Regions from separate parts of the Homo sapiens genome. Here regions 2 and 3 are each linked to region 1. Evidence: chromatin loops called from intact Hi-C (ENCODE). Cell type or tissue: endothelial cell of umbilical vein. All regions are shown on one strand. Each heading gives the region's core, and the rest is flanking DNA. Links, peaks and the distances in the headings are about the cores only. Region 1 overlaps DDAH1 (dimethylarginine dimethylaminohydrolase 1). Region 2 has its middle 39 kb from the start of DDAH1. Region 3 overlaps DDAH1 (dimethylarginine dimethylaminohydrolase 1).

Region 1 (10,915 bases), core at 3,247-8,246:
TATTTGAGCTTCTGTGATGTGCACTGTTGTGACCTCACATTCATTAGAAGCCAGGAACACCTAAGTGTAGGAAGAACTCTTCACTGGTGAACTGTTTTTAGTTACACACCAGATTTCCTAAAAAAAAGGCCATGATTCAAAATAATAAACACCAAACTCATCAACATTATCCCTCAGGGGAAAGGAGGGCATGCCACCAGATTGAGCTCCTTGTAATGTTTTCTCACTTAAGTTGGAGAGTTGGTACACAGGGTTTGTTATATTATTCTTATCCTTTTGTTGCGTCTGGACTATTTCATAATAATCTTTTAGAAAGCCATGGTTCAGAAGTACCTAAAAAGCTTAACTTCTTCATTTGCATTTGGAATAATAACATTTTAAGACCGGAAATTTCCTCATTTTATAGATAGTAGACTTGCCAGAAGAAAATTAGACTTGCCCAGGTCACACGGCTAAATCAAGAGTGGAAGTCATTGATAAAGAAGATGACCTTCTGTTGTTACAATGCAGTGCTTTCCCTTTCCTTCTCTGTAACTTCAACCCCGTGAGATGATCTGGACACCCAATAAGGATAAAGACTGTGTCTGTTTTGCTCATCATTATGCTCCTTTGCACTTGGCCCACAGTGGGCCCTTCATAAATGTCTGATGAAGGGATGGATAAATGAATGAGAGAGGTGGTATTATCTCCATTTTGCAGATGAGAAAACTAGATCAAGTGACTCACCCCAGGTCATAGTGCTAATAATAAATGGTGGGTCAGGACTGCAGCCCCTTCCTCTTAGCTGGTCCTGCACACGAGCATGCATGACTTATTAAAGGGCCAAAGCCAGAAGTTCCTCTTAGTCATAGACAGCAAATCTGTGGGCCCTGAGGCTCTTTCAGGTCTCTTCTCTTCTACCTCAGTGCCAAGTGTGGTGGTTTGGCTGGGAAGCAATCGTTTCCTTGAGCTAAATTTCCTCTCTGTATTATCTGCCACTCTTTGAGCTAGCTCACCTGGCCTTTCTTCCACCTCTTCCCAAACGGTATCTTTGATTCTGTTTCTAAGGCTTTTATTAATTGTTGCTGAACAATCTGTCTCAGAATTTGATTTGTATCATGGTGGCTTTTGTTCGTTTACTTTAGAGAATGTCTTTTGTTCTGCTCCATCTGGAAGTTCATGTCAACTTCTTGCATATAAAAAAAGCTGGTGTCTTGAAAGAAAACATTTGATAAATGGTGTCACTCAGGAGGTCTAGGAAGATTATTTTTCTCCTTAGGGACTGTGGTATCTATCCGTGGTACCTAGGCTGGTCTGCATATGTCTGAGATCGATTATAAGATGAGAGGGTTTAAGCTGGTCTATACCATGCATTTGTGTGTATTAGCAGAAAGAACTTCTTCTGGGTGGACCAACTAGAAAAAGTGGCCCCTTCTGCCATTCTGGGTAGATCAGGTCCCTAACTCAAATCATTTGGTCCCTACCTCAATAGGTCTGTAACTCAAATAGTCTAGAGAGACTAACACATAACAAAATAAAAGGTAATCAAATATGACTAATTAGCACTACGTTATATGATATAGGCCCTAACTGCTCTTCAAAGTTCAGAGGAAAAGGGGGCGTTCCCTGAGGCCTAGATATTCAGAGAAAGCTTTGTAGAGAAAAATGAGACTAGATGTGAGTCTTGAAGGATGGATGGCATTTGACAGGGTAGAATTCAATGAGAGAAAATTACAGGTGGGGACATGGCATAAGCAAAGACTGAGCAAAGTACATTGATGAGATGTGAGCAAACCAGCTCAACTCGTAGAGTTTCTAGTGGGTTTCCAGGGGTACAGGTGGAAGGGGCAGGTGAGATCTGAAGAAGTAGGAACTTAACAGTGAGGAAGACAAGATTATCACCGTGAGGGAGCAATCTGGGTCTTTGAGGAGAAAGCCCTGCATTGTTTCAGAGATGTTGGACCAACATTGGAAAAGGAAGACCCTGCAGTCAGAAAAGAGGACCACTGATGACCTAGGAAAAAAACCCCAAGCCCTAAGTCCTATTGCATGGCTTGGCAACTCACCCCTATTTCTCTCTTCATCTTTCCCTTCCCATGGTCAAATTCTCTCAGACCACATCTGTTAAGGGCATCCTATGAAGACTTTATAGTCCTCCTCCCTGTAGAGTTCATTCGAGTTAGTGTTAATAATGATGTTCCTTTTCTACTTGTCAGAACCTATAAATAATCCTCACTAGCTAGAAAGGCATTCGTTGGAGATTGCATTTTCCATCAGCAAATGTACTGCCTAAACCACAGGCCTGTGGATTTGGTGAATGCCCACCTGCCATGTTTCTAGCATCAAAAATGTCATGTTACCTTGTAGTGAAAATAAGAGGACAAACTGATCTGGGGAATAATGAGCTCTCCTAAGGAAATAGTCACAGGTTCGAAATGGGTTGGTGAAACTCAGGTTTGCATGAACTCAGCTGCTTTATTTATTTGAGAGCAGTTTGGTTTCTATGTTACAACCATCAATAAAATTAATAATGGGGCAATTATTTTTTCTTTTTTTATTATACTTTAAGTTCTAGGGTACATGTGCACAGTATGCAGGTTTGTTATATATGTATACATGTGCCATGTTGGTATGCTGCACCTATTAACTCGTTATTTACATTAGGTATATCTCCCAATGCTATCCCTCCACCCTCCCCCATCCCACGACAGGCCCCGGTGTGTGATGTTCCCCATCCTGTGTCCAAGTGTTCTCATTGTTCAATTCCCACCTGTGAGTGAGAACATGCAGTGTTTGGTTTTTTGCTCTTGTGATAGTTTGTTGAGAATGATGGTTTCCAGCTTCATCCATGTCCCTACAAAGGACATGAACTCATCCTTTTTTATGGCTGCATAGTATTCCATGGTGTATATGTGCCACATTTTCTTAATCCAGTCTATCATTGATGGACATTTGGGTTGGTTCCAAGTCTTTGCTATTGTGAATAGTGCCACAGTAAACATACGTGTGCATGTGTCTTTATAGCAGCATGATTTATAATCCTTTGGGTATATACTCAGTAACGGGATGGCTGGGTCAAATGGTATTTCTAGTTCTAGATCCTTGAGGAATCGCCACACTGTCTTCCACAATGGTTGAACTAGTTGACAGTCCCACCAACAGTGTAAAAGTGTTCCTATTTCTCCACATCCTCTCCAGCACCTGTTGTTTCCTGACTTTTTAATGATTGCCATTCTAACTGGTGTGAGATGGTATCTCATTGTGGTTTTGATTTGCATTTCTCTGATGGCCAGTGATGATGAGCATTTTTTCATGTGTCTGTTGGCTGCATAAATGTCTTCTTTTGAGAAGTGTCTGTTCATATCCTTTGCCCACTTTTTGATGGGGTTGTTTGTTTTTTTCTTGTAAGTTTGTTTGAGTTCTTTGTAGATTCTGGATATTAACCCTTTGTCAGATGAGTAGATTGCAAAAATTTTCTCCCATTCTGTAGGTTGCCTGTTCACTCCGATGATAGTTTCTTTTGCTGTGCAGAAGCTCCTTCATTTAATTAGATCTAATGGGGCAATTATTAATTGCTAACTAACATAGAAATATAAATACTCCATGTTATTATAGACAGGCAGGAAGACAGATGAATAGAGACAAATATATCACTTATAAGTGATAAAAGTGGTATTGGCTTTGTTTTTCCCATTTTACAGTTCAAAATACTGAGACCTGATGAAATAATCATTTTGAGTGGGATCTTACAGTTCCAGAAACAAGTTTCCTGGGCCCTGATTCCCCTGGCCCCAGTTGCCCAACCTACTCCATACTGAATCTTCTTTTTTAATTAGAAAACCTTTTCTAATTATTTTGCCATAGATTGGTTCTAGCCGAGCTTGTCTGCTCCTTCCGTGTCTTTCCACCTATCTCCTGACTTTCCATTTTTTACTGGTATCCAGGATCTGAGCAGTCTCAGGATAGGTGTGAGTTTGGTACCAGATATTTATTTTTTCCCTTGTAAACCTTGATGTCTCAGTTCTTTCCTCTGTAGAGAAGTCCCTGGTCACTTGGGCATCTCTTTAAAGGGCATATTACTTAAACAGAGGTGAATTGTGCCTTCCTGTGCTACACACCGAAAGCTTGATTACTTCTCACCTCTGTCACTGCTCTCTGAGTACTTGGTTCCTTCAGAATCTACTTCTTACATGTTTAGGTAAAGCTGAGAGCCCCAAGGGTTTCTGGGTAGTTTTATTGCATTTGAAATACTTTGTAATGGGTTGCAATCTACTCTTGGTTAATGAAGTGGATTCTTATGGAGATCATCATCTTGCCATTTGAGATTATAGTAGAGTTAATAGTGTGTGCATTGTATATTTAAATGAAATCATCCATCTAGGAAGAGTTTAGCAATTCTCAGCTAAAAAGCCCAGAACACATAAATTCATTCATCCACTCATTCATTGATTCATTTAAGATGGAGTCTCACTCTGTTGCCCAGGCTGGAGAGCAGTGGCTTGATCTTGGCTCACTGCAATCTCTGCCTCCCACTTTCAAGAGATTCTCCTGCCTCAGCCTCCTGAGTAACTGGGATTATAGGCACCCGCCACCACGCCCAGCTAATTTTTGAATTTTTAGTAGAGATGGGGTTTCACCGTGTTGGCCAGGCTGGTCTCGAACTCCTGACCTCAAGTGATCTGCCTGCCTCGGCCTCCCAAAGTGCTGGGATTACAGGCCTGGCCACCACAACACATTTAATACAGGGTACCAATCTAGGGAAAGAAGAAAGGAAGACATTATTACTGCATTTTACCATCCATATGGCAAAGGTACTAGAAGTTAGGTTGGTTTGAACAAATGCTAGATATTTAACAGCAAGTCTGATCCTAGAAATACTATTATTTAGGCCAAATTAGTTTTTAGAGCAACCTGCATTTCCTATAGTTTTTCTCCCAACTTTGCATCTCACCTTCATACCCCTCTACCTGTAAAAAAAAAAAAAAATAATGTAAGACAAATTAATTAGCACACAGGCATTAGACCTGTTTGTACTCTTCCAGAAGGAATGTTTGCCTTCTCTAAAAAGATGAGTACTCCAGTTACTCCAAAGTTTGAACAAAAGAAGCCAACCCCCCCAAAGAATAAATATTCTATTCTTTCATGCACATAGTTAAACAAGAGGCAAAGCTACTCTCTACTGTTACCTGTCAGAATAATAGTTATTTTAAGATGAAGGGAGGCAGTCATGGTCCAGAGGGCCACTTTGTGTGTTATACTTTATATATTACACTTTGTATACTTTAATTTTTTAAAGTTTAGGAAAAATATATATGTTACATTGTTGGAAGTAGGCTATGATTGACTTACAGAAATAATTCTCCAATAACTAAGTGTGCCTAACTCCTAACCCCCTGCTTTACCATTCTACATGATGACTGTCTTTTCCACAGACTACCCTGTTTTTAATTTTTTTAATTAAGGGGGAAAAAGACATAAGAAAGAGTAAATCTATACCACATCTCACCTTGTTCTTTTTCTAGATCCATCCCTGAAATTGCCTTCTTTTCCAAAAACCTGGATTAATTACATGCTATCGTCACAGGAGGACAGATAGTAATATCTGCCTCAGGAGGGACTCACAGTAATTCTCAGTAATGATTTTTAACTTGACCTCATTGGTAGCATTCACTCTTCCAGTCAATTGGAGAAAAAAAAATTTTCTTAAGGAAGGAAAGATGAAGGGAGGGAGGGAAGGGAGGGAAGGATGAAGGGAGGGAAGGGAGAGAGGGAGGGAGGTCAGGGGAGGTGGTACCTTTAGCTAAAACTTTCCTGAAACTATTCAGAGGAGGAAGCTGCTGACCCCACCTGGGAGGGACTGCAGCACTGACCGGCTACAGGACTGTGCCATCTGCTGGCCGGGCAGCAGGAGGAGCATCCTCACCTTCCTAACCCCGTGGGAGAGGAATTTTTTGTTGTTTTGTCTTGTTTTGTTTTTGTTTTCATTTTTTTCATATATTACATTTGTGTATATTTATGGGATACAGCTATAGTTTTCTTTGGTGGACTTTTTTAAAATTAGTAATTCTGTTCTTTTGTATCACAATAAATTATTACCTAAAAATACTTTTAATAAAAATACTACAAGGACGTGGTAAGAAAAGAATTATGAGATCACCACTCCATTTTTTGTGCCTTTGTCATGTAAATGGAGCTTAAATACAGTATGTGGTTTTTCAATAGACTTGTAATTTTAAATTAAAATGCTCACAATGCATCTCAATGGAAATGTCTTTTAGGTTTCTTATCTACTTCCTGAAATAACTAACTGAATTTCTAACATTCCTTGAATGAACACAAGAGCTGCTTTGTACCTCATTTAAATTGCATAGCACACAGCCTGTTTTTCTTTTGAATGACTAACTATATAATAGAGATCACTCAGACTGTATTTCCTCTTGTTTTGACTCAGCTGCAGCATTGCTTTTATGTCCAAAAATGTCCATGTTATTTTATAGATGGTCATATAAAAAATGAAGATGGAAAAACCCTTAATGTGTTTGGATTTTATATGCTTTTTATTGCCTGGAATTTCCTTTAATGACAACTAGCAAAACCCAAAAGACAGAATGAGAACTAACTAGCTCATATCAACAGGGTGATTGAAATGGAAAAAATAAAGACTTTGCATTTTTAGTTATTGTTGTCACAGGGAATTATAGTGTGTAGCCACAAGATTTTCCACTTTGAGTCTCTGCTATGAAAGGCATACTGACAATCCCATTGTAGGTTTAATTTTGTCTTACTATCTGGCTGTTGTATTCACCAGCTCCACAAAACAATGATTTTTTTAAATCTGCCATGCGTGTATTAAGAAATTAAAACACAAAACCAAATAGCTTCTGAATTTGTAACAACTGTTTATGCTCCTTTTCCTGGCAGCAGTTGCCTCATCTGACAATATTCCCAGAGCTGTATGCCAACAAGGCTAGGGTGGCCAAAATAAAATGTTTTGGCATAATAAGCCAATAAATAATTTGAAGCTATGACACCAAAACAGCCATGCTGAATTTTAGCATTAGTCCCAAGGCAGGAAGAAGTCAAAATTGGCCAAGTAGGAGAAAGGGAATAATGTGCTTTTTTTTCCTTTTGGGCTTTCAAGAAAATGTCAAAGGGAAAAAGGAATAAATTATATTTAAAAGTGCTGTTCATCCTGTCCAGTATATACTAGACCATCAAAAAGTATTAAACTGACTCTATAGGATATTGTAGGGGTAATCATCTGTTGGATGGTTGGCCACATAGCCTTATAAGGGGCCTTTCAACCCAAGACTCTAACTTCTGAAAGAAAAAGTCTATAAGTGACCTTAAATTAGTGGTTCCTAGTGAGAGTGGTTTAAAGGCATCTGAGTAGCTTTCTGAAAACATACTACCCTGGGTTTATCTCAGAAAATTCTGATATTCTGGGTCTGGAATGGAACCCAGGCATCTGCATTTTTTAAAAGCTCTGCAGGTGATTCTAATGCACAGGCCAAGGTTGAGAGCCACTGCTTTCAAGGATATCTGCAACTTCCAAAAGTGCCCAGCTTACAATCCCGAATAATGTGCACCTGAAGAAGCCAACGTTTTTGTCATACAGGTGCAAAATAACATATCCCGATTACATTAGCAGTAAAAGTAAAGAAAGTATTCAAATTAAAGCCATAGAAAACTAGAAACTTCTTAGGTTTTTCCTGCCCAGAATTAAACATTGTATAAACTTGAAATATAATACCTAACTGGGTAATAATTTGGATGCCATGATTTAATCCATTTGACATGCTAAAATTCCTCATTAAAATATTCCAAGTTACCAAAATCACTAATGTTATCATTTTCTGAGAACAGGAAGCTTGCATTTGACTCATATTCCCATACCTCCTCCTCCAACACACACACACACACACACACACACTCATAGAAAAACCTAACAACAGGACCTGATCTTACTGTGTGAAGATATATGCCAAAAAGGGGGAAAAAAGTTAAACTTCACACTATTACTGATATTAGAGAATACCTTACTTTTTAAAATAATAATCATATGTTGATTCTACTAAAGAAGCATAATTGCCTACAGGGCCAAAATGCCCATGAGGACAAAGCAGAGAACTTAGAATCCATTTCATGGATTGTCATTCTTGCTCTGCCTCCAGCTCTCCCTATGTGACCCCTATCTCCTATACTCGTTCTCTTCTTGAAAAAACAAAGTTGAATTAGCCTCAGTAGGAATCGAGAGTGTTGTTCCTTCCCATTGGAAATTTTATAACAGCCAGTCAAGGTGAAATGCTGTGTCTTAAACCTAGGATGGAGCAAACAACTACTTGGCAAAAAGTAGCAACCATATAATTATAAAGCACTAGTGGTAAGGATCACTTCAGAGTGGGCTCACTGTAGAATCTTAATGTGATATTGTCCTTTCAGTGCCTGTAAGTGATGGAACATCTGGGGTTTTTTTTTGTTTTTGTTTTTCTCTTTGTTTTTGTTTTTGAGACAGAGTCTCGCTCTGTCACCCAGGCTGGAGTGCAGTGGCGTGATCTCGGCTCTCTGCAAGCTCCACCTCCCGGGTTCACGCCATTCTTCTGCCTCAGCCTCCCGAGTAGCTGGGACTACAGGCACCCGCCACCTCCCCGGCTGATTTTTTGTATTTTTAGTAGAGACGGGGTTTTACCGTGTTAGCCAGGATGGTCTCAATCTCCTGACCTCGTGATCCACCGCCTCGGCCTCCCAAAGTGCTGGGATTACAGGCGTGAGCCACCTCGCCCAGCCGGAACATCTTTATATCTGTTTGTGCTTAGCAATGTTTTTATGCCTGTTTGAGGAAAACCACAGAAAGATTCCAACTTCATTCCATTTTCTTAGAAGAAGCTTTAATTACATATATAACTATTCAGTTGGATATCTAACAAACATGATTTTCTAATTCATACATAAAACTCTGATAGGAAAAGCAGCTAAGATTTTCAAAACCTCTTATTACTGTCTCTTCTGCAAAAAGACTTTTAAAACAGCAATTGAAAAGACATCACAGTGGTAAGATTTACTGAGCAGCAACTATTAATATATGAAAGATACTATCCCAAGCACAGGGATACTGAGTCGGATGAGAAATGATCTCTGCATGATCTCTGCCTTCAAGGCTGCTCCCATTTAGCTGGAGAAACAAGAGAGAACATTAAAAGATAAAAACTGTCACCGTGCAACACAACATAAGTGGCTAATAAATGGTTCAGGGTCCTAGGAAAGGTGGTAGGAGTTCTGGAGAGGGATTGATCAACCAGAAGCAGGACTCAAAGTCTGAGTGCACCTGAATGAACGTCAGGCATAGCTGGCACAGAAGAGTGGTGGTTATTACAAACAGGACAGCCTGGGGAAGTGTCAGTAGTACCATCAAGAGACAATGGCTGGAATGGGGGCTGGATGCAGGGAAACAGAGAGAGAGGTGAAAGATACAAGTTGGGGCTGCTTCAAATTATCTTGGCCAATGAAATCGGGGTTTCCTTATCTGTGGGCTGTGGGGGACAACACAGATTTTTTTTTTTAGCAGAGGAGTAGAAGCTGAAGGTGTTTTTTCAGAAAGATCTGTCTGGCACGGTTCCCATAATGATTTAACAGGGATAAGGATTAGGAGTAATAAAACTAGCTGATGCCATTGCACAGCACAGTCTATGAATAAATGAGTGGAGGATCTGGACTAGGAAAGTAGCTGTGAAAGTGGAAAGGGCAGTGCAGAAAGTGAGGCCCACTTAGAGAAGTAACAGAACATCGTGACTGATGGACTTTAAAGGGAGAAAAAGGGACCAGATCAACACTTTGGAAGATAATTACAGAACTCCTGTTCTGTGCCCCTGGGGACAATGATGAACAAAATGACTTCAGAAATAACTACCACAATGGCGTGCCTTTGGTAGAATTTTTGGAAAAGAGTTTAAACTCTCCCTGTCACCATGAATTCAGCATTCCTCATCCACAAAGGAACAGACCATCAAAAATTGGTGGGCAAATGTTGCTGGATTTCACTGACCTAGATTCACATTTTAGGAATAGAGCAGTACTCAGATATGACAGCAGCTCTGGTAGGCATCCGATGCCTAAGCTTGCAAGACACTAACGGGGTTGGCTTCCATTTCAGTTTCCATTGGCAGCAGTGGAATCAGTGCTCACTCAAGTCTGGAGTCTCTGTCCTTTACCCTTTTCCATTTATTTTCATCTGTTACTCTCTCTCAAGGCCCACCAAAAAAATCATCTTAAAAACATTTGCATGCCTTCCATCTCTAGCAGTGTTAGATTGTTTATTGGCTGAATTGATTTGGCAAAAGATTTAAAAAAAAAGGATGATTTCTGTCTCATGGGCTGAGATCGTACATCACAGCATGACCTATGTGATAGTCTCAGCCATGCCAACACCAGTACCTTCGGTCTTGAAGGGATTAGGAAACGTTGTCAGTTGAGCTGGAAGGAGGAGGGTTTTGAGTTTTGGGTTACTGTTTCTCTGTGGAAATCACATGTATTAAATGCCGTAGGTGTTGATAAGTATCCTATTGCTTGGCTGAAGGTTAATAAAGCATAGGGTGAAACATAGACACTAAATTAGAAGTGACATTTTGACCATGAATTATTCTGCAGCCTCCGGGGAAAACTTCCCCACTACATGACACAATACTAGAATTTGGATCATCCTTAGAAATACTGACATGCAAAAGAAACACATTAAATTTTCTACCACCCTCCTGCAAAACCATCCCACTACCATTGCCCTGCTCTTAATCACTTACTATTTTTCCTTGTTTTCATCTTTCAAAATGTTGTATTTGTCCAATAATCTTTAAGAATATTTCTAAATCTCATTTTCTCAGCTATGGTTCTGTTGCTGCTGTTGGGTCCCCATATTACTCATCACACTATCTGTTTGCAAATG
Region 2 (9,076 bases), core at 3,035-8,034, 160 kb before region 1:
AGCCAGGCTGCCGCCTCACAGATTGATCTCAGACTGCTGCCCTAGCAGTGAGCAAGGATCCATGGGTGTGGGACCTGCGGAGCCAGGCACAGGAGAGAATCACGTTGTCTGCCGGTTGCTAAGACCTTGGGAAAAGCCCAGTATTTGGGCAGAAGTGTCCTGTTTTTCCAGGTACAGTCTATCAGGGCTTCCCTTGGCTAGGAAATGGAAATCTCCCAGCCCCTTGCACTTCTCAGGTGAGGCAACACCCCGCCCTGCTTCAGCTTGCCCTCCATGGGCTGTACCCACTGTCCAACCCAGTCCCAATGAGATGAACCAGGTACTGCAGTTGGAAATGCGGAAATCACCCGTCTTCAGCGTCAATCACACTGGAAGCTGCAGACCAGAGCTGTTCCTATTTGGCCATCTTGGCCTATCTTACCTTGCCTTTTTAAAAGGAATTTTATATCATCTACTTGATGAGGGAAAATTTATCTTTAGAGAAGAATGCCAATGAAGGAGTGATAATATTTGAAATTTACTAATTTGCAACTCCCAATGAAATAATCGATTCAGGCAAGGATCTTTAATAGTAAAAGATTATTGCAGAACCGGTTATTCACACGGTTACAAAGCATCACAGAACATGTCACTTCCTAAATGTAAAAAGTACAAAGGAGAAGATCTGGCAGTCACCACTTTAACCAAGTGATTGACCTTAGAATCACTAATACGGGACAAATTTGTATTATGTTCCTCCTGATGGGGTACAGATGAAATTCATGAAATCATTTATTAAGTATTCTTGCCAAAAGGGCTTAATCTGAATCGAAGTAAGCTTTTAGGCAGGCCTAACCTCAAATAAATAGGAGTTACAGGGAATCAAAGAAAAATCAAATTACAAAGAATCCTGCAGAAGAATCTGAATTTGAGATATTCTACAAAACAACTATTTTCTTTTTATTCCTCCAAAAGTCATTTTTATGTGGGGAGAAGGACTGGGGGAGCTGTCCCAGGTTAAAAGAGACTAAAAGGCCATAACAACCCAATACGAGAACTTCAAAGGACTCTTAGCTTGATAAAAACAGCTAAAACTTTTAGAAACATTTAGGGAAAACCTGAATATGAGCATATATTAAATAACATGGGTATTATATGATATTAAGGAGCTAATATTAATTTTATTAGAAATGATAATGACATTGCAATTATGTATAAGAAAATTCTTATTTTTAGGAGATGCTGTTTGTTTGTTTATTTATTTATTTATTTATTTATTGTGATGCAGGGTCTCACTTTTTCACCTAGGCTGGAGTACAGTGGCACAAACATGGCTCACTCCAGCCTCAACCTCCTGGGCTCAAGCAGTCCTTCTACCTCAGCCTCCCAAGTAGCTGGGATTACAGCTGCATGTCAGCACACCTGGCTAATTTTTGTATTTTCTGTAGAGACAGGGTTTCACCATGTTGCCTAGACTGGTCTCAAGCTCCTGGGCTGAAGCAATCTGCTTATCAGCCTTCCAAGGTGCTGCGATTACAGGCATGAGCCACTGCGTCTGTCCTATAGAAGATGTATATTTAGGTGTTAATGTTTAGGTGTGAGGTGTAATGATTTCAACAACTTTCAAAATATATACACACACACACATATATATATATTTGTGTGTGTATGGAAAGATAAAGCAAATATGGCAAAATAGTAACAATTGTTGCATCTACATTGAAGAGATTGTAGAGATATTTATTTTACTGTTCTTTCCAATTTTCTAGATGTTTCATGTTAAACAATTTAGAAAAGAATTTATGCCTCTACCCCCTCTTCTTTTGTGCCTCTGGAACTCCTTTCTATCCCCGTGGTCACTCTCTGACTACTGCTCTTCATCGCCTCTTACCTGAACCTTTGTGGTGGCCTCCTATGTTTCTGTCTTCAGTCTAAATGCCTCCAAGCCATCTATCCGAGGCACCTTCCTAAAAATCAGTTGTCACCATTTCTCTACCTTGCTTCACTTTATCAGTAGTCATTCCCTTCCTCATCACCCACATGGTAAAGTCTGAATAAGCTTAGCAAGCAAGGCCATCCACACTTTTGCTTCAAGCTACACTGACATCACATCCTTGTTCAAGGTGTTCTCCTACTGCCTCATAGCCTAAGCTCTACCTAGGTCACAAACTCAAATGCCCGCATAGAGGGCTGGGAATAAAAGAGTTTAAGTTGTGGGTCTAGGGTGGACTGGGGATCAGGAGCCCTGTCTGAAGGGGGCAGCTATTACTTGGGACCAGGTGAGTGTTGCTGTGAGAGGATGTGGGCCAAGTGTGAAATCTTTGTTTCCATTAAGTCAGAAATAAAGATTTGTATACTAATACTGCCCTATTTTAAATGCTAATGGTCATTTATTTTTTTAAAAAAACTGCTGCAGAATGAAAAAATTGTGACTGCAGAGTATGATTCTGTGATAACCCATGGGACTTAATGCTCACTCTTTCACACTGACCTCTTTGTCATTCTTCCTTCTCTCTCCATGGTGGGAAGACTTTCTGCATCCTTTTCCTGGTGAAATCTGGTGAATACTTCAAAACCCAGCAGGCAAGACCATTCATGTTGCCCTGTCAGGCCCGGGCAGACTGAGGGGCTCTCTCTTTAGTGCACCTCAGCCATTCATTTTTACAACCTTCCTTCTAGAACTTGTCACGGAATTACATATCTGGTTGTTTGTCTTCTCCCACTGGATTCTGAATCCTCATGATTAATAGCCACATTTTATACATCTTTGTCTCCCCTGAGCTGCTCACAGTGTCTGGTGTAAAGTCAGCGTTCAATGAACATCTGTTGGTTAAGTTGCAGGCTGTTAAAGGTAATGCTATAGAAGAATTTAGGACATGGCTTCTATGGCATCCAGTTTAAAATGTATTAAAAAAGTCTATAAATCAATTAAAGAAAATTTTCTATGATTATAATATTCCAAGTAAGTTTCTCTTTTGAGATCATTTGTCTATTGTAGGAAGTCAGGTAAATAAGTTTAGTTTTAAAAAACAAAAATTTCTCAAATCAGGATTCTTTCTGACCCTTTAATCTCAGATAATGATAATAGAGTATTATTTCAAGGATTCCCCTTCTAGCACAATCTTGCTCAAGATCAGGCCAAGAATATAGACAGGTTCAGTAAACCACAAGTGCTCTAAACCTGCTTGAACCTATGTAAGAACTGAGCAGTGGGGTGTGCACTGAATCAAATCACCTTCTCTCCTCGGGACATCAATTCCTATCAGTACTGTATGCACCTGATTCTCTTATTCGTGTCTTTTTCATGCCTTTCTTTAATGAAATACTTTTTCCCTCTTAGCAGGCCTTCCAAAATTCAGCTCAAAACTTACTTCTTCCTAGAAGTGTCTGCTATCACCTGCCTTGATTGTTCCTCTGTATTATATTCTCCATTTATCTGTGTTTCTTTTTTGTTAGGTGTGGCCTACTCTGGTGTAAGACATATAATAAGAATAATTATGATATTAAGAAAAAGATAATACGGTTATCATAATATTTGGCTTTGGGAGGCCAAGGCAGGTAGATCACCTGAGGTCAGGAGACCAGCCTGACCAACATGGTGCAACTCTGTCTCTACTAAAAATAAAAAAAATCAGCCGGGCATGGTGGTGTGTGCCTATAATCTCAGCTACTCGGGAGGCTGAGGGAGGAGAATCGCTTTAATCCAGGAAACGGAGGTTGCAGTGAGCCGAGATCACGCCATTGCACTCCAGCCTGGGCAACAAGAGTGAAACTCCGTCTCAAAAAAAAAAAAAAAAAAAAAAAAAAAAAAAAAAAAAAAAAGAATCATTGAGGGCCATTGTTAAAAGAAATAGCTTACCAGACCCCTCCCTGGAAATTCTGATTCAGTGGGTCTGGCATGGGGTAGGGAATGAGGATAGGTATTTGTATTTTTAACAAGTGCCACAGATAGTTCTTATTATCAGGCAACCCTGGGAAACATTGCCATCATCCTTATAAGCTTGGGTTTGGGAGCAGACTAGTCAGAGTTTGAGGATGGGTTCTCATGCTTTTTAGCGTATGTAACAGTGGGCAAGTCACCATGTCCTAAGCTGTGATTTTTTCATCTAGAAGAGGAGGATGATAATCACTGTCTCAGTGTTGTTCTGGGGACTAAATGACTCATTTAGAGCATGAGCACTTAGAAAGTTCCAGACATTCTAAGTGCTCAGCAAATATGTGACAATCATATTCATATTTTGCTTGCAGTTTGCTTGGTTATGCTACTGTGATTCAAAATCTGAATGATGGTTTTCTTGGTTCTTCTATAGCACTATGGTGACCCAGGAGTGTGACCCAGGAGAGTGACCCAGGAGATTTTATCACAGCCAAAGACTATTGTTGAGAGCCTGCTCATCTCTGCCAACTTTTTATTGACTCAATAAGTTATCACCCTTTGTTCTCTTTAATTTTACCTGTCATTTCCATTGAATTACAGAAAGGTCTTTGAGGCCAATGACCCTGCCATCTAGTTTTGTTATACAGTAGATCCAGTATCCTGTACAGTGGGCTATCAACAGAGGGCATGATCTAATAAAACACACATTTATTTCGTGGAGTTATAGAGCCATCATCTCTTACTTAGGTTATGACAGCTCCTAATGGGTCTTGGAGTCTTGAGGTCTTATGCTCTTGCTTCCCTACAATGCAGCCTACGCTGCAGCCAAAGCGATCTTTGAGCAATATCATCACAGCATGCCAGTCTGTTTGAAACCTTCCAATCCTTTCCCTGTATTTATAATAAAATCCAAACTCTTTACTGTGGACTTGTAAGCCCTACCTGATCTGGGCTAGTCTGTCTGTCTGACCGCATCCCCTGTGATTCACCTCCTGGATCGTTACATTGCAGCAATACTGAAGTTCTCCCTCCCTAGACTGACCTTTTCCCCCATCATCACCTGCCACTTAGCCCAGAGGTCACCTTAGAGATCTTCCCTCATCTCCCTATCTCATGTTTTCCTGCCACTATTTCCTATCCCATCTTCCTGCTTTATTTTCTTCTCATCACTTACCACTGTCCAATATTGTACTTATCAGTAGGTGATGTTAGTTTGTGTGTTTATTGGAAGCTCCATGATAGCAGGCATCTTGTCTATCTTGTATTCCAAGTACTGGGAACAGAACCTGGTACCTTCATGGGCTTAGTAGATAGATAGATGGATGGATAGATAGATGGATAGATAGATAGATAGATAGATAGATAGATAGATAGATAGATAGATAGATGAACTTTAAAGAACATCAGCCGGGTGCAGTGGCTTATGCCTGTATTCTCAGCACTTTGGGAGGCCCGAGGTGGGTGGATCACCTGAGGTCAGGAGTTCGAGACCAGCCTGGCTAACATGGTGAAAACCCGTTTCTACTAAAAATACAAAAAATTAGCCTGGTGGCGCATACCTGTAATCTCAGCAACTCAGGAAGCTGAGGCAGGAGCATCGCTTGAACCCAGGAGGCGGAGGTTGCAGTGAGCTGAGACCACACCATTGCACTCCAGCTTGGGCAACAAGAGTGAAACTCCATTTCAAACAAATGAACAAACAAAAAGATAAAGAACATCTATATAGTCTAATATATTTCAACTTTTTTAAAGCAAGGAACTCTTATCAAACAAAATGTTTGTTTTTAAATTATTAATTTGGTTGTTGGGGTTTTTTTTTAACTTATTTCTTGACAATTAATAGGATTCCATACACATAAAAAGTTCTTAGCAAACACTTAACAATTTACTGAGTCCGTGTTCAATGAGATCCACCACCAGGGGGACATCAATCCACTGACTGGTAGCTATGGATAGTGAGAAAATCTGGCTGAAGGAGAAGCAGATCTGACTCCAGGAGACAAAGGCAGGCAGAGGCCCCGAGTGTTCTGGTAGTGTGACTCCTCCAGGGCTTCCCCATGGCTCTGCAGACAGAGGTGGTAGGAGGCAGGAGAGGCAGGGCTATCTCTGGAGAACCCAGAAGAGAAGCAGCAAAAGAGGACTCTTTAATGCAGGCCAGGCTTCAGTGAGAAACTGCCTGGCCTGGAGCAGCCCTGTACCAGTGGCTGCAGCACTGCAGAAACAATGGCAGTGGTGGTGGCGGTGGGGATAGGTGGAAGCAGCAGTGGTGGTGATGCCACAAGAAAAACTTCTTAGGGAGGTACTAAGATGGGAAGCAGCCTCTTACCAGGCTGAAGCCAGAGGGATCTGAGAAGGGGGCAATGATGGCAGTGACAAGCAAGGGACAGCAAGGAGGTCCTCAAAAGTGTCACATTTTCCCAGGAGAAAGGAAGAGATTCAAAGAACTGAAATTCCAGCAGTTGAGCATGTGTGATCTCAGTCAGAGCCACTGGCTTTGTTGTCATTTGGTTGTGTTTACTTTTCAGTATCATTCTCAAGAATTAAGCAAGATAACATGTGCAAAGCATCTAGCAGAGTGCGTGGGGTGTAGTCAGCAAATGTCGTTTCCTCTCGTTGTTGGGCAACCACCAGTAGCACCATATCAGAATTAAAGGTGAATAGAGGAATACTGTGTTAAGCTCTGAGGAAGAAACAATGATAAATTAGACATTGTCCGTGTCTTCAAAGAGTTTACAATATGGAAGTGACATGATCGTTCAAAAGGCAGAAAGTGCAAAGTGCTGTCTGAAGCAGTGCCAATAAAGTGTTAAGTATGTTCATATATACTTATACCTGGCATAAATTCCAGCGTAGCAGACTGGATAAGCTTTATGGAGAAAGTTTGGATTTTAAAGAATGAATATAATTTAGGCATGGGAAGCATGGTTAAAGGATAAAGAGGAGGAGAAGGTAGTGAAAGAATAATAAGAAATTTAGGAGGAAAATCAAGATTAGAGTTCTAAAAACCAGGGAGAATTTCAAACAGGAGATGATGAGCAAAAGTATCCAGTGTGAAGGACTTCTGCTTCTGGCTTTGATGAAGTTACTAGTACCAGCCCTCTTGCCATAAATAGCTGTAAAACTGGACAAAATATATGGAGCAACTGTTTTCAGACGTTGAAATTCACCCAGTGTTGAACTTTGATCCCTGGGAAAAGGGAAACACATGAGATGAAACCCTTGGTCACCTTGTCTTTTTTCCTGGCGGCACAGCAAAATGGAGCCCAAGTTGATAATGGTTGCTTTACTGTTCTGAGGAGGCAGAGATCACAGTTCAGGGTGGTTGAGGTGGTTGGAATTTGTAGGTCAGGCTAATGAAGAGAAAGCTGCACAGAGAAACAGGTCCAGAAATCTGCATATGGGTACTATAAAGTCTTTGGACAAATGCTAAGCTTCTCACTTTCTGGGTGAGACTCTACAAAGTCTGGTGGCAAATAGCTACTGGGGGGCTGTAAACTGGGTGGAGATTCCAGAAGGTGCACAAAACTGGAGATGTAGATGTTCTGAGTGGAGATGTTCTCAGTGATTCCCTGGGGTTTTCAGTGAAGAACCAAGAAAGGCCAGGCGGTAGGAGGAGGGCTACTCTAGCCCTGGACTCAAGGCTATACTAAGTTCATCCAAATAAAGTTTAAAAACAGCTTTGTAAAAATTAAGCTTCTCCACTAGTAAATTAACGTAACAAAACTTAACACTCTTTAAATCCAGACCTGATAATGTAGCGTTTAATGTCTAGCATACAATTCAAAAATTACTAGATATGTGAAGAGGCATGACCACAACAGATTTTTTTAAGTCAATAGAAACATACTCAGAGATAGCAGATATGTTAAAATTAGCAAGCAAAGGCTTTAAAACAACTCTTATAAATATGTTTAAAATTTTAAAGAAAATATGGACTCCAGTAAATAGAAATTCTCACTAGAAAAATGGAAAGTATAAAAGAAAACCAGCTAGAAATTCTAGAACTGAAAAATGTAACACCTAAAATGAAAAAAAAATCCCTAAATGAGCTTAACAGCAAAATAGATTCCATAGAAGAAAAAAAAATAGTGACATTGAAGACAGGGCAATATAAACGATCTCAGCTGAAGCACATAGAGAAAAAAGCACTGAAAAAAATGAACAGAGCCTCTCTGACTTGTGGAATAGTATGAGGTGGCCTAACATCTGTGAAACTGGAGTTCCAGAAAAAGATGAAAGAGAAATTGGGGCAGAAAATATATTTGAAGAAGTGATAGCTGAAAAAATTCCCAATTTGGTGAAAAATATTAACCCATAAACTAAGAATCTCAATAAACTCCATGCAGGATAAAAAACAAAGAAAACCACTCCTGGGTACATTATAACCAAGTTTATGAAAGCCAAGGATCAAAGAAAAAAGTTTTAATAGCAGTATGAGGAAAAGACTCATTCTGCGCAAGACCCAGGGGAACAATAATGCTGATTTATCAAATAAGCCAAAAGAGAATTGAATAACACCTTTAAGGTGCTAAAAGAAATAAAACCTGTCAACCTGGAATGAGAAACCTAGTGAAAGATAAAGATCCTTTAAAAAAATGAAAGTAAGAAAAGAAGAGAAAATGGGAAGGGAAGAAGGGAGAGAGACAGGAAAAAAGGAAGGAAGGAAAGAAGGAAGGAAGGAAAAAAGAAAGGAAGGAAGGAAGAAAGGAAGGAAGAAAAGATGAAGGAAGGAAGGAAAAAAGAGAAAGAAAGAAAGAAAAGAAAGAAAGAAAGAAAGAAAGAAAGAAAGAAAAGAAAAGAAAGAGGAAGGAGGGAAGGAAGGAAGGAAAGGAAAGAAAAGAAAAGAAAAGAGAGAGAAAGAAAGGGGAAGGGGAAGAAGAAAAACACTGCCAAGCAAAAACCAAATGTATCAATGGTACACATAAACTGTAAGAAATATTAAAGGAAGTTCTTCAGGCTAAAAGAAATGATACCAGGTAGAAACTCAGATCAACATAAAAAAATGACTAGTGCTAGAAGTGGTAAATATGTGGGTAAATAGAAATTACTTTTTTCCTTGCCTATTATTGAATGAGTAAAACTTAATTATAAAGCTGAGTTTTTGGTAGACATTGCAATAGTCTGGGAATCAGGAAATCTGGGATCTGGTCCACTTCTGTAACCTTAGGTAAGTGGCTTAATCAATACTTGATATTCCTCTCTAAATGGTAACAATTCAAG
Region 3 (10,915 bases), core at 3,529-8,528, 73 kb before region 1:
ATTGGAATTTAAAATTTAAAAACAATACATTTACAGTAGCACCAAAAAAGCAAGAAGGGAGGGAGGGAGGAAGCAAGGGGGGAAAAGGAAGGGAAGGAGGAAAAATGCCTACATATAAATCTGACAAAATAAGTACAAGATCTATGTGGAAAACCATAAAACTTGGATGAAAGAAATCCAGTTCCTTGTTAATGAATTGGAAGACTCAAATTGTTAAGATGTTAATTATTCTCTTCTTCACCTATAGATTTGATTTATTCCCAATTAAAATTCTAGCAAAAGCTTTCCTGTAGATAATGGCAAACTGATTCTAAAGCATATATGGAAAGGTGAGAAACCTAGAATAGCTAACATAATACTGAAGAAGAATGAGTGGAAGACTCACACTACCTGATCTCCAGATTTCCTATAAAGTCACGGTAATCAGTACAGTGTATATTGGTGATAAAATAGGCACATAGATCAATGAAACAGAATAGAGAGCCCAGAAATAGACCCACACAAGTATAGGCAATTTATCTTTGACAAGGATTAAAAGCCATTTCTCCTAATCTGCTCAGCCTGCCATAACAAAATGCCATAGATTGGGTGGCTTAAACAACAGAAATTTTTATTTTCTCATAGGTCTGGAGGCTGGACATCTTGAGATTAGGGTGGCAGCATGGTTGGATTCTCTCTTCCTAGCTTTCAGACAGCTGCCTTCTTGCTGCGCGCTCATATGGCCTTTCCTTGCTTTGTGCACATAGACAGGGAGAACAAGCAAGCCGTTTGGAGTCTCTTCACTAATCTCGTCATGAGGGCCCCACCCTCGTTACCTCATCTAACCTTAATTATCTCCCAAAGATCCCATTTCTAAATATCACCACACTGGGGTTAGGGCATCAACATTTTAGGGGGACTCAATTCAGTCCATAGCACCACTCAGTGGCAAAAGGATCTTTTCAACAATTGTTGCTGGAACAATAGGATGTCCATAAGAAAAAAGTGAATCTAGGCACAGACCTTATACCTTTCATAAGTATTAATGCAAAATGGATCATACACCAAAACGTAAAATGCAAAACTAAAATTTCTTGAAGAAAACAGGATAAAATATAGGTGGCCTTGGGTTTGGCAATAAATTTTTATATACAACACCAAAAGTATGATTTATGACAGAAAAATTTTATAATCTACACTTTATTAAAATTAAAAACTTCTGCTCTATGAAAGAAACTGTTAAATTAATAAAAGACAAGCCACAGGATGGGAGAAAATACTTGCAAAACACATATCTGATAGAGGAGTTGTATCCAAAATATACGAAGAACTCTTAAAACACAGCAATAAGAAAACAGGCTAATTAAAAAGTAGGAAAAAGGCCTGAACAGACTCTTCACCAAAGAAGATATGCAGATGGAAAAAAATTTGAAAAGATGCTTAACATAATTTGTTGTTAAGGAGTTGCAAATTAAAATGAGATATCACTACCCACCTATTCAAATGGCTAAAATTTTAAAAAACTGACAATATCAATCGCTTGGCAAGGATACAGAACAATAGGTACTCTTTTTATTGCTAGTAAGAACAGCCATTTTGGTAGTTTCTTTCAAAGCTAAACATGATCTTACCATACAATCCAGCAATCATGCTCCTAAGTATTTACCCAAATGCATTGAAAAAGCATGTCCACACAAAAACCTGCATGTGAATGTTTATAGCAGCTTTATTCATAATCACCAAAAACTGGAAGTAACCAAGATGTCCTTCTATATGTGAATGGATAAACAAACTATGGTACATGAATATAAAGGAATATTTTTCATCATAAGAAATAAGTAATCTTTAAAAGACACAGATGAATCTTAAATGCATATTGCTAAATGAAAGCAGCCAATCCAAAAAGGCTACATACTGTATGATTCCAATTATATGACATCTAGAAAAGACAAAACTTTAGCAATAGTGAAAAGATCAGGGGCTCAGGGAGAGAGAAGGAGGGTTAAACAGGTAAAGCACAGGGGATTTTGTGGGCAGCAAAACTATTCTATATGATACTATAATTACAGATATGTAATTTGTCAAAACCCATTAACTTCACAGCACAAAGAATAAACCTCAATGTATGCAAACTTAAAAAAAAAATCATTCAGGAGGTTGGGAGTCCCAGAATGGAAAGTAGAATGTGATAAAACCAATCTAACTGTGTTACAATGTGTGAAGCAACCTCACTGAAGCGGGTGGAGGAGAAAGCTGCTGACCTCAGTAACTTTGGAAATGAGTGGAATTTGTAAGATTAAAAACAAAAGATACAACACAAAAAGAATGTACAGTATTCTCATTGATAAAGTTATTTCTTTTGTGATATGGTTTGGATCTGTGTCCCCATTCAAGTCTCATGTTGAATTATAATCCCCAGTGTTGGAGGTGGGGCCTGATGGGAGGTGATTGGATCATGGGGTCAATTTTCCCATGAATGGTTTAGCACCATCTCCTTGGTGCTGTCCTCACAATAGTGAGTGAGTTCTCACAAGATATGGTTGTTTAAAAATGTGTAGCACCTCCCCCTCCCTCTCTTTTGCTCCTTCTCTCTTGTGAAGCACCAGTTCCCGCTTCACCTTCCGCCATGATTGGAAGCTTCCCAAGGCCTCCCTAGAAGCAGATGCTACTGAGCTTTCTGTACAGCCTGCAGAACCCTGAGCCAATTAAACCTCTTTTCTTTATAAATTACCCAGTTTCAGATATTTCTTTATAGCAATGTGGGAATGGTCTAACACAGAAAATCAGTACTGAGGAGTGGGACATTGCTATAAAGACACTTGAAAATGTGGAATTAGGTAACAGGCAGAGGTTGGAAGAGTGTGGAAGGCTGAGAAGAAGACAGGAAGATAAGGGAAAGTTTGGAACTTCTTAGAGACTGGTTAAATGACTGTGACCAAAATGCTGACAGTGGTATGCACAGTGAAGTCCAGGCTACCAAGGTCTCAGATGGAAATGAGCTTATTGGGAACTGGAGTAAAGGTCACTTTTGTTATACCTTAGCAAAGACCTTGGCTGCATTGTGTCCGTGCCCTAGGGATCTATGGAAGTTTGAACTTTAGAGTGATGACCTAGGGTATCTATCTGGCAGAAGAAATTTCTAAGCAGCAAAGTGCTCCAGATGTGCCCTGGTTGCTTCTAACAGCCTATGCTCATATGCAGGAGCAAATAAATGACTTAAAGCTGGAACTTATATTTAAAAGGGAAGCAGAGAGTAAGAGTTTGGAAAATTTGCAACCTGGCCATGTGGCTGCTGAGCAACCACTTGCTAGAGAAATTTGCATAACTAAAAATAAGGCAAGTGCTGGTAGCCAAGACAGTGGGGAAAAGTCCTCAAAGGCATTTCAGAGACCTTCATGGCAGCCCCTCCCATCACAGGCCCTGAGGCCTAGGAGGCTTCCCTCCTAGGTTTCCTGGGACAGACCCAGGGAGTGTGCTGCCCTGCACAGCCTCGGGACACTGCTCCCTGCATCCCAGTCGAACCCCATCTAGCCATAGCTCAGAGGAGCCCAGGTCGAACCGCAGCTCAGACCACAGCTCCAGAGGGTTGATAGTTTGCAACCTTGATAAAATGTGATGAAAATGGCACTTTACCCCTGTGATTCTCTCCAAAAAATGATAAGCCCAGACTAATTGTTATTTTTAAAAAATCAAGGAAATGCAACTTGAGGGACATTCTACAAAAATAAAATAAAATAAAATCAGCTCTCCTGAAAACTCTCAAGGTCTTAAAAAATAAGTCTGAAAAATTGTTATAGCCAAGAGAAGCCTAGGGAGGCATGAGGATTCAAATGCAATGTTGGATCCTAGATGGGATCCCAATATAGGAAAAGGACATTAGGTGAACCAATATATGGTAACAAATGCATCATACTAACGTAAGAAGGCAATAATAGGGGAATGCATTTGCAGGTCCATATAGGAACTTTTTGTACTAGTTTCACAATTTTTCTTTAAATCTAAAACTGTCCCAAAGAGAAAGTTTATTTTTAAAATATGTTACCCAGACTTTTTTTTTTTTTTTTTTTTAAGATGGAGTTTCACTCTTGTCGTCCAGGCTGGAATGCAATGGTGTGATCTTGGCTAACTGCAACCTCTGTCTCCCGGTTTCAAGTGATTCTCCTGTCTCAGCCTCCCGAATAGCTGGGGTTACAGGCACATGCCACCATGCCTGGCTAATTTTTTGTGTTTTTAGTAGAGACAGGGCTTCATCATATTGGTCAGGGTGGTCTCGAACTCCTGACCTCAGGTGATCTGCCCACCTCGGCCTCCCAAAGTGCTGCGATTACAGATGTGAGCCACACTTCTGGCCACATTACCCAAACTTTCTTATTGCTACTGTTTGAAGGAGCACTTCATCGCACAATTCCAGGAGACACCATTCATATAATGGTATCTCCTGGAGTTGTTCAAGGCTTTAACACTTTTACAATTTTAATGGCTTTTTCCTAGGAAAAGCAATCACATCTGTCATGCATCAACTTGTTTTTCCTGTAAAACTTAGCATACGTTGATTACAGATCCTACTTAACTGATTTGTCCAGCTAGGAAAAGTTGGGCAGAACCAGTCTTTTATAGGCAAAGGCATGGAAGGCTCTTTCCCTCTTGTAATGCAGACATCAACCCAACTACGATATGAGCAGAGGGCATAGAGGGAGCCAAGTTGGAGAGATATGACTGGCTTCTCCTGTCCTGACCTATAATCTGTACTCCACTCCTTTATCCACCACTAACATTGATTATGGGATAGGACCCATAGCATGGCAAGATAGTGTTCCTGTTGCACCAGGAACCAATTCAAATGGATGGGAAAGCAGGGATATGGGTACTGTGTTAAAAGGAGAAGTGACAGCATTCCTGAACACTGAAAAGGACATTTCCAACATCCGAAGAGATGCTACATTTTCCAGCTTGCTAGAGAGAAAGGCTGAAAGATAAAAACTTTTGTTGACTTCCTCTGCAAACGAGCATTTAACTGAAAAGTGTAAATGAAATTTTAAATACCAATGAAATGTGATGCCTTCTCCTGGTATTTGGTCCATAAATTATGTTGCACCAGAGTTTAGATCATAGTTCGCCCATTTCAGACCAAATTCATGGTCTTTTACCTTCTGTTCCTATAAATTATAAACCCCAGATGTGTCAAATTGTATAATAAACACATAAAAAGAAATTTGTTTTTTAAGGAATTTCATAAATTTCTTGTTTTACCGAGTTTTATTGGTCTCATTTTAGTGGGACAAAAAACAAATTAACCTTTCATGTTTTCACTTGTTACATTGTAGAGAGACCCTGAATTGTTGGGACGAAAAAGGGAAATGCTTTTCTTGGACCAATTTTTTGATTGGTCCACTTGCTGAGATAAGCCTCCTGCTGAATCAAATGTATGTTTTTGTGTTTGGTCTTGGATCTTATCTGCCTGCAGCAGCAGCAAGCTTAATAGCAAATGAGGTTCAAAAAGATGAAGCAGCTATTTCAGCCTCTTATCCTAATGTTTTCAAAGAGCTCTGTAGATTTGGTCATTATGCCCATCCTAATCAAACTGTCTGAAAGCTTATCTTCTGCCACCATTTCCTACAGACTTTCCGCAAAGCAACTATGATTTGTAATCGTTAGTAGAATGGTATGTGGTATGTAAATATATGTAATAATTATATTTCTAAAACAGTCTTTGTGACCATCTTTTAAAGGATCTCAGCTTGACAATGAATTGCCTATTTTTAGTTTTCAAATCAGGGTATTTTTCAATTATCTTGCAGTTGATTTTCTAAATTCACTCTTCAATTCATGAGAGAAATGGCTTTTATAGGGCAAATACATACTATTTGGGCATTAGAGAGGACAGAGATTATTTTATTCTTTTTGTATTGAATAATTTTGCAGGAAGCTGCTGCTGATTACAAGGAGAGTTATATGTATTAAGATTGATAAAGAGAAATATTTTTAAGGCTTTTAGATTTCCCTATAAGGAGATAGGATTTACATTCCAACTTTGATTTTCTTCAAAGGGATCCTGTTTGCTTAAATTCTCAGAAAATATGATTGGACTTCTCAGTCAACTGAGCTGTAAGAGTGGTGAAGAACCTGCCCTCAGGAAGGGACCTGTCAACATTTAGAGGGTGTGGGGGTGGTGATATTGGGGATGGAGACTGGCATGATGGAAGGGATGAGGCCTAGAACACAAGCATATCGAACCCACTTGCCTCTCTGTGAATGGGGCTCTTGCACACAGCCAGGCCTGACTTCCCTCCCCGCTGTTCCCACTCACCCAGCACAGTAGACTGATCCAGCCCTGCCAGGAGGTGGCTGTCCTTCACCAGCGCCAACTCCTGGCTGCACGCTGTGCTTCACAGAGCCTTCCAGCCCAGCCAGCTTGGCTGTCGGGGTCTCAGATTTCAACTCAAGGTGCCAGCAGAGTCCCTTCACTAAAATCATATTTTTTCACCTGATAATTTGATCATTTTACAGTTGGTGGGTTTCATCCACAAAAAATGGTTTTCTAAAAAGTAAAATCTAGTGTTGTCTTCATGATGTTATATGTAGGACCACTACCCGGTAAAAGCCACTGAGAGAACCTTGGTTAGAAAAAACACTAGTTCATCCAGGTGCAGTAGTGGCTCATGCTTGTAATCCCACCTATTTGGGAGGCCAATGCAGACAGATTGCTTGAGCCTGGGAGTTCGAGACCAGCCTGGGCAACATGGCGAAACCCCGTCTCTACAAAAAAAACAAAAATTAGCTGGATGTAGTGATGTGCACCTGTGGTCACAGCTACTCAGAAGACTGAGATGAGAGGATTGCTTGAGCCCACGAGGCAAAGGTTACAGTGAGCCATGATCATGCAGCTACACTCCAGCCTGGGCAACAGAGCAAGACCCTGTTTCAAAAAAAGAAAAAAAGAAAAGAAGGCACCAGTTCAGTTGTCTGATCCACTCCAGGTCTGACCACACTATTCTAAATTCTTTCTTTTCCAGAAACTAGAGACAACTGTTTTTAAAATAACTATCTTTGGGAATATTATGAACTTTATGAACATTTCCCTGCAGATAATCAAACTAGTCAAATACTGTTTGTAGGCTGGGCATGGTGGCTCATGCCTGTAATCCCAACACTTTGGGAGGCCAAGGTGGCTGGATCACCTGAGGTCAGAAGTTTGATACCAGCCTGGCCAACATGTTGAAACCCTGTCTCTACTAAAAATACAAAATTTAGCCGGTGTCATGGTGGATGCCTGTAGTCCCAGCTACTCAGGAGGCTGAGGCAGGAGAATCGCTTGAACCCGGGAGTGAGACTCCGTCTCAAAAAAAAACCCAAAAAAACAAAAACCAAATACTATATATAGAAGGAAACCAAAATCACAGTCACACAAAGACTGTGATAAGACTTTGTTAGAGTGAAAGATTCAAAAAATTTATATTCTTTTTTCATACCTCGAAGTAAATTATATGCAAATATGTCCTAACATAAGCAAACTCAAAACTAAAAGTATGAGCATCAGTATTAATAAATTAAGGGGTTATTTTATTTGCTTTTCTTTCTTTAATATTATTTGCTTTTCTAAAGCTTTCATGATATAATTTATATAAGTAGATAATTCCTATGGTAGGATTCAGGAAGAATTTGATTCATTTTAAAATGTAGCTGACATATAATTTTTTAATTATTGAAAAGTATACATTCAGAACAGTGTTTTAAAACAACTGAAAAGTTTAAAGAAAATAAAATGAATACCTGTATACTTATTACACAGATTTAAAAAATCAAAATTTAGAAGGCATCTGTGAACCTCTCCTCAATCACAATCCTCCCCACAGAGGTAACTACTCGTCTGAGTTTTATGTCAACCTATTCCCTTGTTTTTCTTCATTATTTCATTACTTGTCTATTTCCCCCCAAATAATATAGTGTTTCATTTTTTTCTGTTTTTGAACTTTGCATAAATAGAATCATACTTTTTATGTTTTTGTGTGACTTATTTTACTTAACATTACTGTATGATGTATTTCAATGTATGAATATATTCAGTTTTTTCTGCTGATTTATATTTGGATTGTTTCTTGCTATTAATACTATGAGCAACCCTGCAATTAATAAACTGAAATGTATCTCCTAGGTTACACGTGCTAGAAATTCTCTCAGATTTCTAGAAGTAGAGCTGGCTTGTAAAGTGTACAAGATTTTAAGCTATAGTAAGTACTGCTGAAATAGCTTTCAAGCATTTATGTTCTCACAAGCAATGGGTAAAAGTGCCGCTTGGCCAGGTGCAGTGGTTTCACACCTGTAATCCCAAGACTTTGGGAGGCCAAGGTGGGTGGATCACGAGGTCAGGAGTTTGAGACCATTCTGGCCAACATAGTGAAACCCTGTCTCTACTAAAATTACAAAAAATTAGCCGGGCGTGGTGTCAGGCACCTGTAATCCCAGCTACTCAGGAGGCTGAGGCAGGAGAATCACGTGAACTTGGGAGGCGGAGGTTGCAGTGAGCCGAGATAGCACCATTGCACTCCAGCCTGGGTGACAGTGCGAGACTCCATCTCAAAAAAAAAAAAAAAAAAAAAAAAAAAGCAACACTTGAAATATTTGATTTTCGTTAAAGTCACAGGGGCCTTCCAAATTTTGATTTTAAAATTTTCCTTCTATTTTTTAAAAAACAAAACCATTGTGGTTTTCATTTTTCTTTCCCTGATTACCAATGAGCTTGGGTATCTTTTCATATGTTTATGGGCCATTTGTGTTTTTGTTCATTCATCAAATGTTGTTTGAGTACATCCCATCTGCCAGGCAGTCTTTGAGTCTCTCCTCCACTTTCAAAGAACAATAAAATAGAAGGAATAACCTAGAAACAACTCCACACATATGTACAGGGCCATAACTCAGACAAAGAGAGCATTGTAGGTTAGTGGGTAAAGGAGAATCTCTCTCCTCCATTTCTTAGAAAGTGGAAGAGAAACACTGTACCTATCGATCAATTGTCCATTTTTCTATTGAGTTGTTTCTCTTTTTCAGAGGAATTCTTTATATGTTCTGGAAACATCCTTTGTTGATTGTGTGTGTTGCAAAGATTGTCTCCAAGTTTGTGGCTTGCCTTTTTACTCTGTGGTACTTTTTGATGATGAACCAGAGCTCTTAATTTTAACGTGGTCAGATCCTTTCTTTATATTGTCTTCTAAAAGCTTTAGCATTTTGCCTTTCATGTTTAAGACCTTACTTCCATTTGGAATGTATTCTTATATATTGTGTGAGGATGGGATCCAATTTCCTTCTTTTTCTTGTTACCCACACCGTATATGGAGAACTAACTCTCCTGGCACCATTATTGAATGGTCTGTCCTTTTCCTGCTGATCTACAATGCTCTCTTTGTTGTGAGCTATAGCCCTATATATGTGTGGATCTGTTTCTGGGTTCTAATCCTTCTATTTTATTGTTCTATTTGTCTCTCTCTATGCCAGTTCTACCATACCACTGTATTAATTACTCATCACAAGAAGAAAAGGATAACAATTATTTTGAAAGTTAAATGTACAGTGCCTGACCTGATACATGTTAAGCATACAATAAATGTCATCTGTTATTATTTTAGTAGGAAACACATTTTCATATGTTGTTTTAAACAATATCTAAAATCTGTAGAGAATTAGTCAACATTCAATAGATATAACCACTTCTGTTTTTGCATTTGATATGAGTTACTGTAGCTACCCAAAGACTTAAGAAATTCATACATTCAGTTACTGTTTTTGTCTTCTTCTGAAGTATGTTGGAAAAGATGAAAGATGAACTCTATAATTTCTTTACTCATCCTCACTCTGCAGTCTCTTAGAAAGGTTAAATGAAGAAGGCTTGACTTCGATTGTTTTTCGGATTTGAATTTTGGAAAAGAAAATGATGCTGGAAGAATAAAGCAGCATATTTAGGAAAGACTTTCAGTGATAAATATCTGGAGTATCCTGTTTTCTATACCTTGCTTCTATGCCATATTTTACTTATTATAAACTACCTCAGGATCTTTGTTAAATAAACCCATTTATTTGATGAAGGAGAAGGAAGTGCCACATTTTAACTGTTACTGAAAGAAATGTTCTTTGCCCTGTTGGTCTTGGACTTCCACAAAATACTTGATTCCAGATGTTAAATTGTTTTTTCAGAAGCCTTGTTAAAGGGCCAGAGCATTAGATTTTTGAAGGCATTTCCAAACCCCAGCTGATTATCACAACACACAGGAATCCAAACTTTCAAAGCTTAGCTTTGGCTCTTCAGTGTATCAGCAGCTGCAAAAAATACGTGCTAAGGCACAGGTTCATAGGACTGGGATCCAGTGTCCTTAAATGGTAAAACTTTAAGTAAATTTCCTTTACTTTCCACTTATCATAGATGCAGTTCAGTTGTTTAAAGTGCACTAAATTTCCTTGATTCCATCAAAAGTAGTGAGAACTTGATAATGGTAATAGTCATGTAGCAGCCTGGTGTGTAGGTATTCATGGTAATAGATTTATTTTACGTTTTTCTCTGGCTATATATTTCTAGAATATATTAACAAAGTAATCCTTCCTCAGAAAAATTTATTTTTTGAGAGAGGGTCTTGCTCTGTCACCCAGGCTGGAGTACAGTGGCACCATCACAGCTCACTGATACCTCGACCTGCTAGGCTCAATCAGTCCTCCCACCTCAGTCTCCCAAGTAGATGGGTCTAAAGGTGTGTGCCACCATGCCCAGCTAATTTTTTAGTTTTCTGTAGAGACAAGGTCTTGCCATGTTACTCAGGCTGGTCTCGAACTCCTGGGCTCAAGCAATGTGCCTGTCTTGGCCTCTGTAAGTGCTGGGATTACAGGTGCAGGCCACCATGCCTGGCCCTCAAAATATTTTATACATGCCATTTGCACTGTTCTTTAGACCAGT

Evidence for each region. A loop is a pair of places that touch in the nucleus more often than their neighbours do. Peaks named below come from ENCODE experiments on the same cell type or tissue, not always from the same donor. Only the 100,000 strongest peaks of a DNase experiment are listed, where the experiment ranks them.
Region 2: a loop joins it to region 1, with 7 times the contacts of the local background. A loop is called at or near these places in 5 of 110 quality-filtered maps.
Region 3: a loop joins it to region 1, with 5 times the contacts of the local background. A loop is called at or near these places in 5 of 110 quality-filtered maps.

The regions. Positions count from the first base shown.
Region 1 is chr1:85,339,385-85,350,299 of GRCh38, reverse strand. The region is part of intron 4 of DDAH1 (dimethylarginine dimethylaminohydrolase 1); the gene reads left to right. Among named protein-coding and RNA genes, the nearest start is that of BCL10, 68 kb to the right of the region's middle. In endothelial cell of umbilical vein, for the core only: a CTCF peak has its summit at 5,888 (motif pointing left); DNase peaks (open chromatin) are centred at 6,429 and 7,969; H3K27ac peaks cover 4,416 bases.
Region 2 is chr1:85,499,687-85,508,762 of GRCh38, reverse strand. It overlaps a transcript of DDAH1 not described here. Among named protein-coding and RNA genes, the nearest start is that of DDAH1, 39 kb to the right of the region's middle. In endothelial cell of umbilical vein, for the core only: a CTCF peak has its summit at 5,777 (motif pointing right); a DNase peak (open chromatin) is centred at 5,782.
Region 3 is chr1:85,412,673-85,423,587 of GRCh38, reverse strand. All of the region lies in intron 1 of DDAH1 (dimethylarginine dimethylaminohydrolase 1), which reads left to right. Among named protein-coding and RNA genes, the nearest start is that of DDAH1, 47 kb to the left of the region's middle. In endothelial cell of umbilical vein, for the core only: no CTCF peak of the experiment used is centred there; DNase peaks (open chromatin) are centred at 5,577 and 6,227; H3K27ac peaks cover 2,223 bases.